2 separate regions of the Mus musculus genome follow, and region 1 is linked to region 2. A link is a loop called in an ENCODE intact Hi-C map of the cell type or tissue named here. Cell type or tissue: left cerebral cortex. All regions are shown on one strand.

Region 1 (8,000 bases), 630 kb before region 2:
ACACATACACATTTATAGCATTTAATTGAATACTAGTGTAGCTGTGACTTTTCTCATTGCTATGATCAAGCCTCAGACTGGATTCATCTGAATGGAGGAAAGGTTTATGTTCGCCTGGGTGTCACGGGAGTGAGGTGGTGGACAGAAAGGAGAGTCTGTCTGGGACCCCAGCCTAAACTCAGGGTGGGTCTGCCCACCTCAGTCAACTCAGTCTAGAAACTCCCTCACCAAGGTGTCCAGTGATTTGTGTCTGCAGCAGTTCTGAGTCCTGTCAAGCTGACTGGCCATCAATACTAGCTATCCCACCAGTTGCTAAACATTTTGGCACAAATTATGATCCATTAGTTCCCAAGAAAAATAGAACACTGTTTCACTGAAACTCTGACCATGACTGAATAATTTTCCCTGTTTTAACTCTTGGGATTTTTGTCTTATTCTTTCTGCCACTGTTTACAATATTAGATCAGTTTTGCCTATAGTGCTAAGATCTAAGGACAGCTAAAGAACTTCTACATGTGTCTAAGAGGGTTTATCTCACATTTTTGCTAAGCACCACTTAACTAGTTATTGAAATGCTCTTTAATTTTACCACTAATTCTTATCTAGCTATTTGAAATGTCAATATTAAGGAGGCTTCCCCAAAACAATATTGTTACACTTTTTGGAAACATCTATTGCTTACATTATGATTAATGAGAGAGAGAGAGAGAGAGAGAGAGAGAGAGAGAGAGAGAGAGAGATAACACACATATGCAAATGATATCCTTCAGCAGGCTTGTGGTTGTATATATTTCCAAAGATTCATTTCCTGTGCCTCTATCACTTGCTCTAAAGATAAGAACATCCCCATCTAAAAACCGTCACTCTTTCTTCTCAGGCGTCCGTCCTCCGAGGGTCTCTGCCTACGAAATCTTCTCTGGCAATCATCATCGCCCAGCCTGCAGATCAGGTTTCCTTGCTTCTCCCTTTCTGTTCCTCTTGCCTTTGCTGGCTGTGTCACAACTCTGTGGGTGGTCTGCTGTCATCACACTGTGCACCTGTCCCAATTAGCAAGCCTGAGCTGTTGCCAACACAGCAGGCTGAGTGCTGCTAAGCTGCCCCGTGGTGTGACCTCATGGCTCACCAGGCAGCATCTGGATGGTAGGTGCTGTCTAGACACCCGTTGGCTGGGACTGCGTGGTAGGCGAAGGGTATGGAGCCGGAGGTTTCTCACAGCATGGTTCAAGGTCAGAAAAGCACTCATGAGAAAATTAACATCTGGGACCAACTTACCCATCTCTGTCCTCTGGGAGCATCATGGGACCTGACACATACCAGCCTCAGATATTTGTTGAAATGTGTGTAGCAACTCTGCTTTTCCTTTGTGATCACAAAATCTAGAGTAATGTTGAGTCCAAGTACAGGACAACTCATGGGAGAAGAATTCTGGATTCCAATCTTCCTCTGCTGTATTTCAGCTTTGTGACAATGACTGTGTTTGTGGCGACCCTTTGCCCCAGTTTCATACTCTGTTTGCCCATCAGTGGCCTTGTTAGTGTGACCGGGATTCTTATTTAAAAAACAAAGGAAGAAAGGAAGGAAGGAAGGAAGGAAGGAAGGAAGAAAGAAAGAAAGAAAGAAAGAAAGAAAGAAAGAAAGAAAGAAAGAAAGAGAGAAAGAAAGAGAGAGAGAGAGAAAGGAAGAGAGAAAGGAAGAAAGCAAGCAAGCAAGCAGTGGCTTTGAAAAGTACTTAACATATAACTAAGAGACAAGTTTAAAGCTCAGAAATCACTGCAGTTTTGTTTGTTTTTGAGACAGAAACTCTCGTGGCCCAGAATGGCCACTCGAAATCCCTGGGTAACTAACGATGGCTTCAAACCTGTGATTCTTCTGTAACTAGCTCCCATGGGCTGGGATTACAGGCCTGAGCCATAATAGACTGTGTGGTTCTAGAGACAGAACCAGATCTCATCCATGCTGGGCAAGTTCCCTATGAACTGAGAAACATTCCAGCCTCATACCGTAATGTTTTTTTTAAAATCACAGTTCATTTCATCTGTAATCTTCTACTCAGCCTACCCACTTTGATAATTTTCCCACTCCTGTGCTTTTTAAATAGGACACCTATTTAACAACATTGCCAGTGAGCAATCAGAGTTAGTCAAAAGCGCTTCTTTACCTTCCTGTACTCCAGATCTTAAACTGGCCTCAGTAATGTCTTTGCAAAGACAGAGACTCCCAGCAACATTCTTGGGACCTTCATAAAGAGAGAGGAGAGGTGAGAGAATGTCCTAAGTCTTCCCTCCAAGCCTCAGCCATAAGTTTTTGATACACAGGTGCTAAGGAACCAGGCACCTCAACCTTGAGTTGTTGTCAGAAAACAATAAAGTGAGAAATGGAAACAGGAATCACTTTGACACAAGCATTCCCTAGGACTGAATGTTATTCTGGGTTTTATGTCTGCAGGTTTTATACAGCAAGGTGGGCTGTTCTCAGAGAGAGAGAAGGATACAGAGATGGCCTGTCCTTAGGGAGAGAGAGAGAGAGAAGGATACAGAGATGGCCTGTCCTTAGAGAGAGAGAGAGAGAGAGAGAGAGAGAGAGAGAAGGGAAGAAGGCAAGGGGGAACCTGCTGGAAGAAACCTTGACACATCCCAATGACTGGCTCAAGAGAAATTGAGTGAGATTGGAATTCTGCCATTGGTTCATTCATGGCTCTTAGCCAGAGGCTGAAGATCTCTCCCGAGGGGTTGATGGAGCCTCCTTTCTGCATTTATCATGACAAGTGATCATGAGGAAGGAGCCTCTGAAGGAACAGTTAAATGAGTTGTTTTCCTGTATTCAAGCACATCTCTACACACACACACATACACACACACACACACACACACACACACACACACAGAGACAGAGAGACAGAGACAGGGAGATAGAGAGATAGACACAGAGACAGAGAGATCTGTTTTTGTTTACTATTTGCACAGGAGTTTGGTTTTAATATATTAATCAATCATGAAAAAAAAACCCTCAGGAAAAGTTTATGAGCAAGAGGGAAATCCGTTGGCCTCCTGTCTTGTACATCTACATTGTATTTAACCAGATGGTTTCATGACATTTGCTGAGTCCAGCATAGTACAAAGTATAGCTTCATCAAACCCTGTAGCATGCTGTCTTGGTGGATCCATATCCAGATGATGGATAATTTCACCAACTGACAACTGTACTGCTTTCTGGTATGGAAGTGAAAAGGAGAAATTTACACTATCATTTATAAGTTAAATGAACTTCCTTGTGTAACCACTAGATGGCACTTTTAACCCACAATCAGCTACCACTAAAACTGATACTTTATTTTTATTCAAACATTCTTACTATTTGAGAAAGGATGGAATATAAGAGAATATTATGTTTCTTTAAAAAATATTAATTGTAAGTAAAATCTACCAAAGTATAGTTGAGTGTGACTTTTTAAAACATGAGCTTCATTTTAAAAAACAACTTAATGGCCAAACTGTGATCCTAGACTATTTAATGCACCAAACAAAAGATTTATGTAAGCCTACATTTTGAAATACACCAACATGTGAAATGCGGCAGCTGCAAATGAAGCAGGAAGTCTAGATTTTTCCTATTGTACTCCACTTGACTGCTAAAAAGCAGAATTCATATGTCTCCTTGGGCCTATGTTTTCACAATTTTTTGGAAACTCAAACTCAGTCTCGTGATGACTTCATTCGCTTAAATAATGTTTTTAAATTGTAGTTTACACAAAGCAGAAAACAACTTCCCAACCAAAGGTTTATAAAAAAAGGTCTATGTTGGACCCGTGCTGATGCTGATGACTTGAAAACAAATGATAATGTACGCTGAGCAATCTCAATGCGATGAGCACCGGCTGACTAGTCTCCCACACATGAGGAGAGATGATTAGGAAGAAGTGTGTGTTTCCACAAAAAGTAACGGCAGCGCTGACAATGTGGGTCAGCGCTCAGTTACAGGAAGATCGTAATAACCTCAAATGTAGTTCCCAGTCCCGGGAACACAGAACACTGGCTCCGGGGACCACAATTTGCAAGATGCAGCCAATCATATTGGCTATCTCCTGACGAAATCTAATCACTATTACTATCAAGAATGTCCCAGGAAGAGCGCATTTCATCTTCAACAGGCTTTGCAAGAAGGGTCAGGGAAAGCGAGGAGTAACCCTTCTCAAAAAGCCTGTTGAAGATGAGACATCTTCCCATCTCCCAAACATAGCACTTACATATCTCTGCTTTCATCTTGCCCTTCAGGAGAACTGGGATTCTCTGGGAATTGGCAGCCTTAGCTACAGCTACGTAGAGCATCAGACCACAAAGTGTCTGCTTCGCAATGAGGTGGAGGCAAAAGGAAAGCAAAGGAAGAAGAGCTCATGAAACCAGCCAGGACTTTCCAAGCTCTGAAGACCAGGGCACGTGCAGGTTCTCTGATGCCACCTAGTGCTCAAAGCTATATCAGATCGTTGTAGCACTGGTTCCCAAGTAACCCCCAGGAACGCTAGCCTCGATCTCATCCAATGGGTCCGGTAAAACAGATAGCCATTTCCTGTGTGACAGATGGAACCATAGGCATCTAACAGAAAAGACAGTTTGTGGGAGAAGAATGTGCCGACAGCGCTTGAGTTTACATGTGTTTTCCACAAGGCCTTTGTAGAACAAACAGCCCACTTTATCACCAGCACCGCCTTCCTTGCTGTATCATAATCGCACGGAAAGGAACATTTCGAAGACTTGGGTCTTTAATACGCTCATCTTTTATAGCTTTAAAATCATATAATGGTGGTGTCATTTTCTCGGAGCTCCCTGATGGAGCCCTGGCAGGTCCTAAAAAGCTTTGCAAAGTCAGTCTCCAGGTTGTTGGCACCATGGGAGAAATGCCCTTCTCAACCCCAGGAGAACAGTGGAAAACAAGAGCACACAAACAAGTCTTTTCCCTTCTCATGTTTGACTTCAGCTCTCTGAATTAGTTTTTCGGGTTGCAGGGAAGAAGCACCATGAACATGGTGGCTTAAAGCTCCAGATGGAGCCCAAAGACACAGTGAAGAATCAAAATGTCTACATAATCCCAATCCCTTGGTGCCTGGCCTCTGCCAGCTCTGGGGGACTGTCACTCCTCTGTCCTCTGGCATGCAGCTACATCATTCCTGTCATGCCTGTGTGCACGATGCCACTCTATCTACATTTCTGTTTTCACATGGTTTTCCCTCTTATAAGGATCACCAAAATTAAGTATATATAGTGTTCTTGTTCTCGCGTGATTGTATATGTGAATACCCTATTCCCAAAGGTTACTGTCTCAGGGACAAAGAGACAGATATCAACATATCTCCATAGAGACCACAGTTCACCACCCTTCCATCATCCTAGGTGTTTGGCTAAGAAGAATCTAAGACAAAAGGAAAAATCTGACAAAATCAGAGTTTCATAACAATGCATTATATCAATTCTCAAAGCGATTTAGCACCACTTTACTGACTTCCTTCTCTAAAGATGTCTCTGAGACACACAGACCCATACGGTTATCCACATAGGTACCCCACGCTTGCCAGCCAAGAAGCCTATAAGACATAATCTAGCCAAGAATTCCTCACAAAGTAAGGAATAAATCTGTCTTCTCCACAGTTTCCCCAAACACACACACACACACACACACACACACACACACACGAGAGAGAGAGAGAGAGAGAGAGAGAGAGAGAGAGAGAGAGAGAGAGAGAATATATGCACATACACACTAAATATCAGAGTAATTCTACAAATACAAATCAAATAACAGACATAAATGAAGCCCACTTGATTTTTCCATATCATTTCACCTCAGTTACTGCTTACTGCTTTTTCCTTCCTTGGCAATAACAATCCTTCCAGTATTGAGAACTTAGGGCATTCAAAATGGTTCATTTTACTTAATATTTCTGAATAAGGTTACTTTTAAAAGAATACATTAAGCAAGTTTAAGAGTTTAATATTTGCATCGAAATAGAAGGCAAGTGTGTAGAGCTATCATCAAAATGAAGAAATGGATTCATTTTATCTACCTTCTAAATCATAAGTTCTTATGAAACATCAATATTGTTTACGAAGGCAGCAAATTGGATTTTCTTTGGGGGTGATATGGCAGATGATAACAGCTGACTTAGTAAGAACTTGGGAATGAGAAATGGCAGTATAAAAAGCAAGGGAAAGAGCTGAAGCAAAAAGAAACAAGCCCAGGTAAGCGCTCCAGAAACAGCAGCCAAGAGCAACCCCAACTGGTACCCAGCGCTACCGCCACTACTACTACAGGACCTGCCAGAGTGGTGTCTTCTCCTGGATGTGGAGGCTACAAAATCAGCAGAGTGGAAAGTTTTATATTTTTCAAAACCTATTTTAATTATGGTTCTTAAATACATCAATGTCTCTTCTATCCCATCACCCACCAGAGGTAGGGGAAAAGAAAGGTTGATAGTAAATGAGGTTGTGGACCTGTTTAGAAAATAGTTCTTTGGGGGCAATTTTAATTTCCATTGTTAGCAGTCCAGTCCACTAGCAAAATACCAAACATGAGTCAGTAGTGGCAACTTGCTCCAGAGGAAACCACAAGGCTCTGCATGAGTCTGTGGAAGTGGCAAGAAGCAGAATACCACCTTAAGTCCTTTAGTGTGTTTCTCTCTACAAAGTCATGATTGATCAATGAACAAAGTAAGGTGAACTAATTCAAGAACACTGTCAGAGAAGACCAGCCTCGGCCAAGCTGAAAGATGACCAGCAAACGGTTGCAAAGCGAACCAAATGCAAGAGCATTGCCCACTGTGTGTTGGCTTATATTTATACTCTTCCCAAACATCACTGGTCCTCTCAAGCATCTAGTCCATCACAACACCACACGCCCTTTAACCAGGCAACTTCCAGAAAAACACCACATGTCTGTTCTCAGCAAAACATCCTCTCATAAGAAAGACAGTTTTCATAAAAACATCATATAACACAGCTGAGTTCCCAACGAAGTCAGAAATTCCCATTTCACTCCAGAGTTATGCCAGGAGCTGGCTATCTTGAGCGGGAACAGCAAAAGCTCTAGGTGTAGAAACAGACATGTACTACAGGAACACAAAGCTGATCTCTCCCACTGGGATAACAGATTCCAAAAGGGAAGGAGGCATAGCATTAACTTCAATAAACACCACACACTAATCCTCTGCGTATATCATGAATACTGAGTGTTTTTATGACAATTATACTACCTAGTCTTTACATACTCATATTCTTGTATGCTCTGTTTCTTGGACAATGTAGTATAGCGTTTAAGAAAGAAGGGGCAACATTGCTCATAGATAGGTGTGGTTACACAGAAAGCATGGGAGGATTTGTTCTTGGAGTTTGTTCGATGTGAAATCACCGTAGCTCACTGTCAAGACAGAAGTTTTAAACATTAAATGCTTCCAATATTCAAAAACTACAGAGATCATTTTTGGCACTGGTTGATGGATATGTAGGTTTACAAATAGACAGTTTATATGCAGCAAGATAATGTCACTTGAGGAATAATGAAATGATGAGAACTTTGGCCTCATGTGGCACGAGACTCAGGCTTCAAACCTAGACCATCAGCAATTGCAAACATGAGGAAGACAAACTCTCAGTTCTCTACCGCATACAGTTATGGAATTAGATTAACTAATTTTTGTGAAGATTTAGTACCATTATTTCTTCAGCGTCAGCATACTAAATATTAATTTTTATTGCACCCCGTGTGGGAGAAATGCTCAGCTAGAAAGAACGCCTGCTGATGGGATGCTGGATAAATCACCTTGAACTGTGCACTTTTCATAGTACATAAACAGTTGCTTTCTACAGAAAACAAGTTGTATTGAATAATAAATTGAAAGGCAAATTGTAGGTGGAATATTTTATTCATACTTAATGGGGTAACACAGTTCATATTTATTCCAAACCAACAAATTTAGCACAGGGCACATATTTTAATGAAACATTATAACCACA
Region 2 (8,000 bases):
AAGCAGAAGATATTTTTACCTGATCATAGAACTTCTAACCCCAGCTGCCTGTTCTGCATTACTGAGTTCAGAGAGAAGGCAATTCTTTGGAGGTAAGCTCGTTACTGCAAAATCCATCTGGTTGCTAAGCTTTGCTAATTAGGAAGATGTTGGATATCAGTCAAATGCCTCAAGTTGTTACCAGTTAAGGGAAGCAACAGTCTTAGACTCTTGTTCTCATTTTTTTCAGATCATAAGTCCGAGATGTGAGGGTTTTCTTTTCTGAAGTGTGAATGTTGTAGGAATTGGCTCAGCTTTGGCTTTTGAACCCAATTCTGCCTGTCCAGAAAAACGTTTTCCTTATGGTTATTTATTCAGTAAATATTCTTTGTGCCCTGCTGCTGGCTAAAGTCTTTGCTGCTGTAGAAAGCATAGCAGGGCTAGCACAGACAGGCTTCCACCTGCTAGAAGCATCCACGTTGGAGTTCTTTAGAACTTAGAAGTGCTCTGGCTCACCGTTTCCCTTGTTCTTTAAAGCCATGTCTTAGTCAGGGTTTCTATTCCTGCACAAACATCATGACCAAGAAGCAAGTTGGGGAGGAAAGGGTTTATTCAGCTTACACTTCCACATTGCTGTTCATCACCAAAGGAAGTCAGGATTGGAACTCAAGCAGGTCAGGAAGCAGGAGCTGATGCAGAGGCCATGGAGGGATGTTTCTTACTGGCTTGATTCCCCCGGCTTACTCAGCCTGCTCTCTTATAGAACCCAGGACCTCCAGCCCAGGGATGGCACCACTCACAGTGGGCCCTCCCAGCCTTGATCACTAATTGAGAAAATGCCTTACAGCTGGATCTCATGGAGGCATTTCCTCAAGGGAGGCTCCTTTCTCTGTGATAACTCCAGCTTATGTCAAGTTGACACACAAAACCAGCCAGTATAGGCTGTAATTCTCCTTTTAAGCCTTATAGCTGTAGTATGCAGTAGAAAAGTTATTTCCCCTATTTGAAGTCAGGGCAATTATGACTTAGGGAAACTTTAAACATACATTAGTCATATAAGTAGTAATTGATGAAGCCAGGATTTGGGTCCACATGAGCTAGGCTATTTCAGTTTCGTTAATGCCCAAATGATATTTTCACTTTTCTTTCTAAATACATACTCTTCTGTTTAACTTGCACCTCCTGTAAGTGCCTGTTCATTTGCTATGGACATGGATGCATCTTTTATTTCTGTGCCGTACATTCCTGGAATTTTCTGTTTTTAAATTAAACAATAGTAATGATCAGGTGTCAATGATCAGTAATACATGACTAGTGGTCACAATACTATATATATATTCCAGGGACCACAAGTAGCATGTTACCTATTTTTTAAGACAAAGGTTTTCCTGGGAGACACTCAACCCCACTTATTTAGATGTTGTCTCTGGCTATGTTCACGCTATAAAAGCAGAATATAGAGCTGAGGAGATGGATAATTACAAAGGAGATTATACTGTCAGAAAAGACCAAGGTATATACTGTTTCTTAATCTCAGATATTGTTCAAAGAAAGAATTCTACTTACTAAAATCAAGTTGATTTCAGTGTGTGTATGTGTGTGCGTGCGTGTGTATGCCCATGTGTATGCAGGTACATATGCATACATGTGGATGTGTGTGTAGAATTCATAGGACAACCTCATTCATGCATGTAGATATGTGTGTAGAACTCATAGGACAACCTCATTCATGCATGCAAATATGTGTGTAAAAATCATAGGACAACCTCAAGTGTTGTTCCTCGGGTGGTCCCAACCACCTTTTCTTGTTTCTAGACTTTAGGCAGTGATGGGAGGCAGGGCCTTTCACTGGCCAAGAACTGATCCAGTAGACTAGGCTACATGACCAACAAGTCCCACATATGTTTGGAATGGTAAGCGGTCCCGCCTTGCCTGGCTTTTTCTTAATGTGAATATTGAACTCGGGTCTTCATGTTTGTGCAGCAAAGAGTTTATGGACTAAGCCATCCCCCTCCCCTCAGCTCCATCTGTAGTATTTACTGGAGACATTTATCATTTTATGGCCTTGGGCCAGTCGAGTAACCTGCTTTTTATTTGCCTAACATAAGTGCTGACGTTGCCTTGCATGTTTTAAGAGTGACTTTACATGATCTATGATAAGCGCTTACCTAGGAAGACTTAGACTTAGTTGCTCAAGTACAGGTTGCTCAGATTTGAATCCTACTTAGCCCTGCAGCCTGGGAACTGCAAAATCCTGCACGATGCAGCAATGCAAGTAGTCCTGCATCCTCGTATGTCTCTGTAAAACTGGGGTTGATATCTAGCCACTCTGTGAGAAGCAAGTGGCTCCTAGTAACCCCTGGGAACCATTGAGCCCAGTTTCTGACAGACAGGAAGTCCTCAGCCTGGAGCGTGTGGTCACTGCGGTTGTAGTCATCATTCCAATACCTTGGTAGATTCAGAACATTAGACAACTAGTGTTTACTACCAGTCAGACGTATTAAAGGTAAACCAACAGATTGACATTTTAATTGCAGTGTGATGCATCTCTGAACTGTTGGTACAACAGAGCTGGGGTTTGTAGACAGCATTCTGTTACCATTAAAATGCAGCATGAACTGGGTCTCCTGCTTAAAATAGTTTTGTGTGTGAATCTATTCCCACATATCAAGATATTTGCAATTAAACTTTATATCTAGCGGCAAATTGAACAAGATGGTACTGAATGTCACGTTTCAAGATCGACTGTTTATTCCTTCCATCCATTTTATGCCCCGTGGGAGGAAATTCATCAGTAAGGGGACAGAGAGAGAGACACGGACACAGGTGACTTTTTAAACACTTGTGTTTGTGAAGCTAAAATCTCCGGTCTAAACCCTGGCTGGCTTATGTTAGCTGGCTGATCTTGTGAAGTTATTGCTCCTCTGTGGATAATTACTGAGAAGCAGCAGACAAGTATCAGGAATTGACATGAAGACATCCCCAACAGTGATGAGGCACATTTACACACTGGGCACAGCATTATTCTCTCGGGGCCCAGGGATATGAACCCAGGTAGCTCAGGTCTGTCCATCCAGATCTGCGTAGCCTCTTTTCACCCTGTGTGGAAAAGGGCATCCGTATCCTGTGGACGTTTTGACCCACTGACAGAGCATCAGAAGTAATGCATCTAACAAGCTTCATAAATAAAGCCATGTTGCTCTGTAGGGTATAAAAGAGACGAAGCTTATGTTTCTCCCCCATCTCCATTGGTATGGCTCAATAAAGGCATGACACAAGCAGCCTGGAACTCATGGGTTCTTGCTTTGTCTGTCATGCTCAGCTTTTTCAGACTCCGGAGAAACAGTAAACATGGCTTGCTGTGAGTGTGCCAAGGAGCTCAAAGCTCTAAAGTGTGTTTGGGGGTTGAGGGGGTAGGAAAAAGAACAGTAGTATGTTCGTTCTTCAAGAGCCAGCCATAGGCTTTTACCTCTGCTCTAACTAAGGCAGAGAATGCATTCACACATTCGAACCAAGGTGTGGCACCCCCTTTAATGTCGGGAAAACTGGTGTCAGCACTGGCCATGTAGGTGACAGGTGGCAGCCTGTTATTTTGTGCCCTGTGGCATAACAGTCACTGATTCTAAGCCATTCCATGCATGCTTTGCTTGGGCTGAGGGGTCCATGTAACTGTTGCTTAACTGTCCTAATCTGGAAAGCCTACTGTAGCAATTAGTGTGCTTAAGACACAGGACTGGGGAATGAGGTTTACAGAGACAGAGAGAGAGAGTATACATATATGTGGTTTTCTTAGTTTTAGTAAGAACTTCATTGACATAATTTCCTATCGACAAAGTTTAGTAAATTCACAAAGATCTGTTTGCCATAAGAAAATTTTTGTGCCTTAAGTAATGATTATGTGTCTACTTAACAGTTTATATCGTAAAAACAAAAAAATAAGTTCCTTAAAATGTAATGCAACAAATTAGAGAGCAGGTAACATGATTATGTATGTATACATTTTCGCCTTTTCAATTAATCATTAACTCCAGCAGAGTGTTGTTGTCTCAGGTAACAAAGCTCTGGTTCTTCGTGGAAATATTTAGTTCCCTTAATATAAGTGTCCAGAACTTTAAAAGTGGGGTGGATTGCAACCAAAATATCTGTTTCTGTTGGTTTTCAGCAATCCCGCCCTTCTGAAGATCCGTCTGTGACTTCCAGGCATGTATCAGAGTAGCGTGTCTATCATTTTGTGTTTTTATTAGGAGAATACGGAGAATTCCAGAAGAGATGAGACTGAATAAGTCTCAATGTGTGTGTGTGTGTGTGTGTGTGTGTGTGTGTGTGTGTGTGTGTGTGTGTGTGTGTTTATGTATGCTGAAACACAAAAGACTCATTGTATGACTTTAAACTTGATCTCTCTGTGTCTTGGTTGCTTGTGCTAGGATCAGCAGCCTGCACCATCCCTGGTTTGACACTCCTACTATGTAAGCAGTGACATGTGGAGGAAACTCTTCTCTGATCGGGTGTTTCCTCTTCCAAAGGAATCCATTCTCCCTAATACACTGAGGTGAAAGGCAAACCCTGGTCATGGGACAGACTTTAAGTAGGAATGATGCTGTTCTCAGTTTGAATCTTAATTCTTCTCTGTTAGAGACTATGGAAGGAAGCCAGCCACTGTGGAAAGGTGGGCATGCCCTGTCTTCCTCAGACAGAAACGTGTTTCCAGACCCCAGCTCACTGGAAGTGTTCTTTTGTTCTCAAAAGTGTTGATGCCATCTCGAATGTCTTCCCAGGAAAACGCTGTGAAAAGTTAGGTTCCAAGTTTGCTTTAGTTCATTCCTTGATTTTTTAAAAATTTTTTTCAGCATTATTTTCAAAATAACAAAATAATAATAATATAATATGAAAATAAAAGCTGTAGTGTGGAAGTCGAAGAGGGCCACTAGAGGTCATATTTCTGAGAAGTGACGTTTTTATAGGTTTAAATATAAGAGAACTATTATCTCAGTATTGATTAAGGCAGAAGTGTTGTGGTGTTTTTAAAAACAGTTAATTGTATAGAGTAGGAAAAATATGTATTGGCAATCTGTTTAAAAACAGTTCATCTGTTATCTTTCTGTATTTTTTATTCTAAGACTCTTCTCATTTCCCACATGAACCAAACGTTTTCCAATTTTTACCAGTTCCTCCCCTCTCGTCCTAAGGTGCGACTGTGTCTCTATATTTTTAATATAACACATTTCAACTACATTTAATAAGTTAGTTGGGCATGGTGGCACACACCTGCAGTCTTTGAATTTGGGAATCAGACTGGAGGATTGATCATAGGGGTTTACTGTGTACATGAGCCACGTCATGTGACCTTGCTTCTCTAAACACAGGCTAGAAAGCCACACCCTCCCACACTCGCTACAGCCTTTCAAGGTGCTTAGCATCCTTTGCAGTTCTTCTCCAGGCACCTATGGCTTTCACTGAGCCTACACAGGAGAGAGGGGCGTGGCTGGTCAGAGAGAGAGAGAGAGAGAGGCGTGGCTGGTCATGGAGCGTACTTTGATGAAATTTTAGCACCATTTCTTGCCTTCTGTGTTTTGAGGATTTGGGCATGGAGACAGGAAATTTGAAACTTAAGGGGAAAGCTTTCTTTTTCTGGTAGCTTTCCATTCGTGCCTGTGTTTTCCTGGTGTGGCACTGTCAGATCCCTACTGGGCTGTGAAAACTAATTATTACTGTAGTGAGGAATTTTGGGAGTCATAACCACTACAGCTTGAAATACCAGTCGTGGGAGTTTTACCTAGAAAATAGCCAAATGCTACAATGTATTTATCTTCCCAGATACACACAATTTTTTAAAGCAAATTCTTCCATCTCATTCGGTTAGAAAAGAAAATATTTCCCCTATGACACAAGGTACGCCTTATCCTTACCCTGTTCTAGGTTTAAACGTGTTGAAAACATGTTGTGTGTCCAATTAACCACAGCTGACAGGAAGTCAAGGTTCTTGAAGCATCATAGTGGTCTCTGAGCTCGATTGCAGCAGTCTCAGGGGCACTGACTGGTGTAAAACCCATTTTACAGACCCATCTCCTTCAGGTGCTATTTTATAAGAAACCTTTCTGCATAGGGAGGTGTGAGAATCAGGTCAAGTGTAATTACAATGACAGAGAACTGCACATCTCAATACAAAGCCCAGCCAGCTTGAGGCTACCTGCTACACTGGGTCTCAATCTGGTGGTTGTGACCCCTTTGGGGTTTGAATAACTCTTTGACAGGGGTTGCCTAAGATGATTGGAAAACACAGATATTTGCATTGCGATTCATAACAGTGGCAAAGACTACAATATGAAATAGCAATGAAGATGTTAATGGTTGTAAATTTAATGGTAATAATTTTAATAGTAATTTTAATGTTGGGGGGTCACCATAACATGAAGAACTATGCTAAAGGTTGTAGCTTTCCATTAGGAATGCAGCCTTAGGAACACTGAGGACCATTGTGCTGGAGACTTCTATAAAAAATTCACACACATCGTCCTTCTGAGTCTATGACTTCAATAATGTGCACAGCTGCTCGTGTGATTTGCTGATATTTCAACCTGTATTTGGAACATGAGATTTCATCTCCAGCTTGCTGGCCTAATTTGCATGATTATATTTAGCACAACATGATTACTAGATAATAAATATTTGATCATTTATTTCCTGGTAAAGATTAATTTTCTTATCGTTTTTATGACTACTTGTTAGCATTCACAATGCATGATGAATGTGATTTCTGCTAGAAGTATGTGATTGTAGCATTGGAGTTAACACGTTCTTTAAAAAAGGAACCACTTGGGCTGGTGAGATGGCTCAGTGAGTAAGAGCACCCGACTGCTCTTCCGAAGGTCCGAAGTTCAAATCCCAGCAACCACATGGTGGCTCACAACCATCGGTAACAAGATCTGACTCCCTCTTCTGGTGTGTCTGAAGATAGCTACAGTGTACTTACATATAATAATAAATAAATCTTTAAAAAAAAAAAAAAAAGGAACCACTTTTCTAATGTGTTGTTTTAAATTTTGCTTCATCTATGAAAACCAAACGAATATTTACCTATAGAATATAGTTTTTGTTCAGATAAATTAGGCTCTTGGAATGTTGCTATATTGCAATTGTTAAATTTGTAGCAATAACTTAATTGGGATTTTTAAAAAATAGTTTTTTCATGCTTATTTTATTAGGAATATAATTCTTTTGTTTGTTTGCTTGCTTGCTTGCTTGTTTCTTCTTCTTGTCGCTGATAGTTTAGAACTTGCTCTGTAGACTAGACTAGCCTTGAGCCTGTCAATATAGTCCTGTCTCTGTTTCCCAGGTACTGGAATTGGCGGGTATTCACCGCCACATCTTGATCATGGTTGTTTTAAAGGACACTGACATCAGAGTTTTCCATTATTATGGTTGAATGTAGACCACAATTTATTTGAATGAAGTATTGATGATCAACACACTGTAGTACAACTTGAATGTCTTTACCTTTTAAGCTTTATTTCACTGTTAAGTTAGATAGCAAAGCTGTATTTGTCTTTGTTCTCTACAATTAGAGACTAAAATTACAAAAACGGGGTTTTAAAAGAGGTACATTTATATTATGTATGTCTCTGTATTGTGTTTAATTTAGCATGTTTCACAGAACATGGAGAAAATCATGCTTTGGGAATGTTTTTCTCCGCATTCTGAGAATCTGCATCTCCTAATTTTATCCATCAAACCCTAGTATCGGAAGGCGCTCCATCCAGTGGCTGTCTGCCGGATGCTAAAGGGAGGGGCTCACTTTTGTCCAGTTCTTCCAGGCTCACACAGACCCATCCCATCCCCTCTCCCACACATTATGCATTTGCCACTGTTTAATTCCATTACCTCACCTGTGCCCGAGTTCTGGCTCTGTTATTCAGTGAGTGGGAGAGACTCTGAGGACACGCCCCTTGTACCAGAGCCGACAAGGATGGATTTTGCTGACAGTCTCTGTTGACTGAAGGTGGTGCCAGTGGATCCAAAACTTC

What was found. Hi-C counts contacts between places; a loop is a spot of excess contacts. Peaks named below come from ENCODE experiments on the same cell type or tissue, not always from the same donor. Only the 100,000 strongest peaks of a DNase experiment are listed, where the experiment ranks them.
Region 1: a loop joins it to region 2, with 3.0 times the contacts of the local background. A loop is called at or near these places in 3 of 42 quality-filtered maps.

The regions. Positions count from the first base shown.
Region 1 is chr16:85,673,677-85,681,676 of GRCm38, reverse strand. No RefSeq gene overlaps it. Among named protein-coding and RNA genes, the nearest start is that of Gm52244, 120 kb to the right of the region's middle. In left cerebral cortex, CTCF peaks have their summits at 3,283 (motif pointing right) and 4,459 (motif pointing left); DNase peaks (open chromatin) are centred at 3,255, 3,586, 3,959, 4,461 and 1 more place.
Region 2 is chr16:85,044,941-85,052,940 of GRCm38, reverse strand. All of the region lies in intron 6 of App (amyloid beta (A4) precursor protein), which reads left to right. Among named protein-coding and RNA genes, the nearest start is that of Gm10791, 77 kb to the right of the region's middle. In left cerebral cortex, a CTCF peak has its summit at 4,931; DNase peaks (open chromatin) are centred at 3,372, 5,499 and 7,928; H3K27ac peaks cover 305 bases.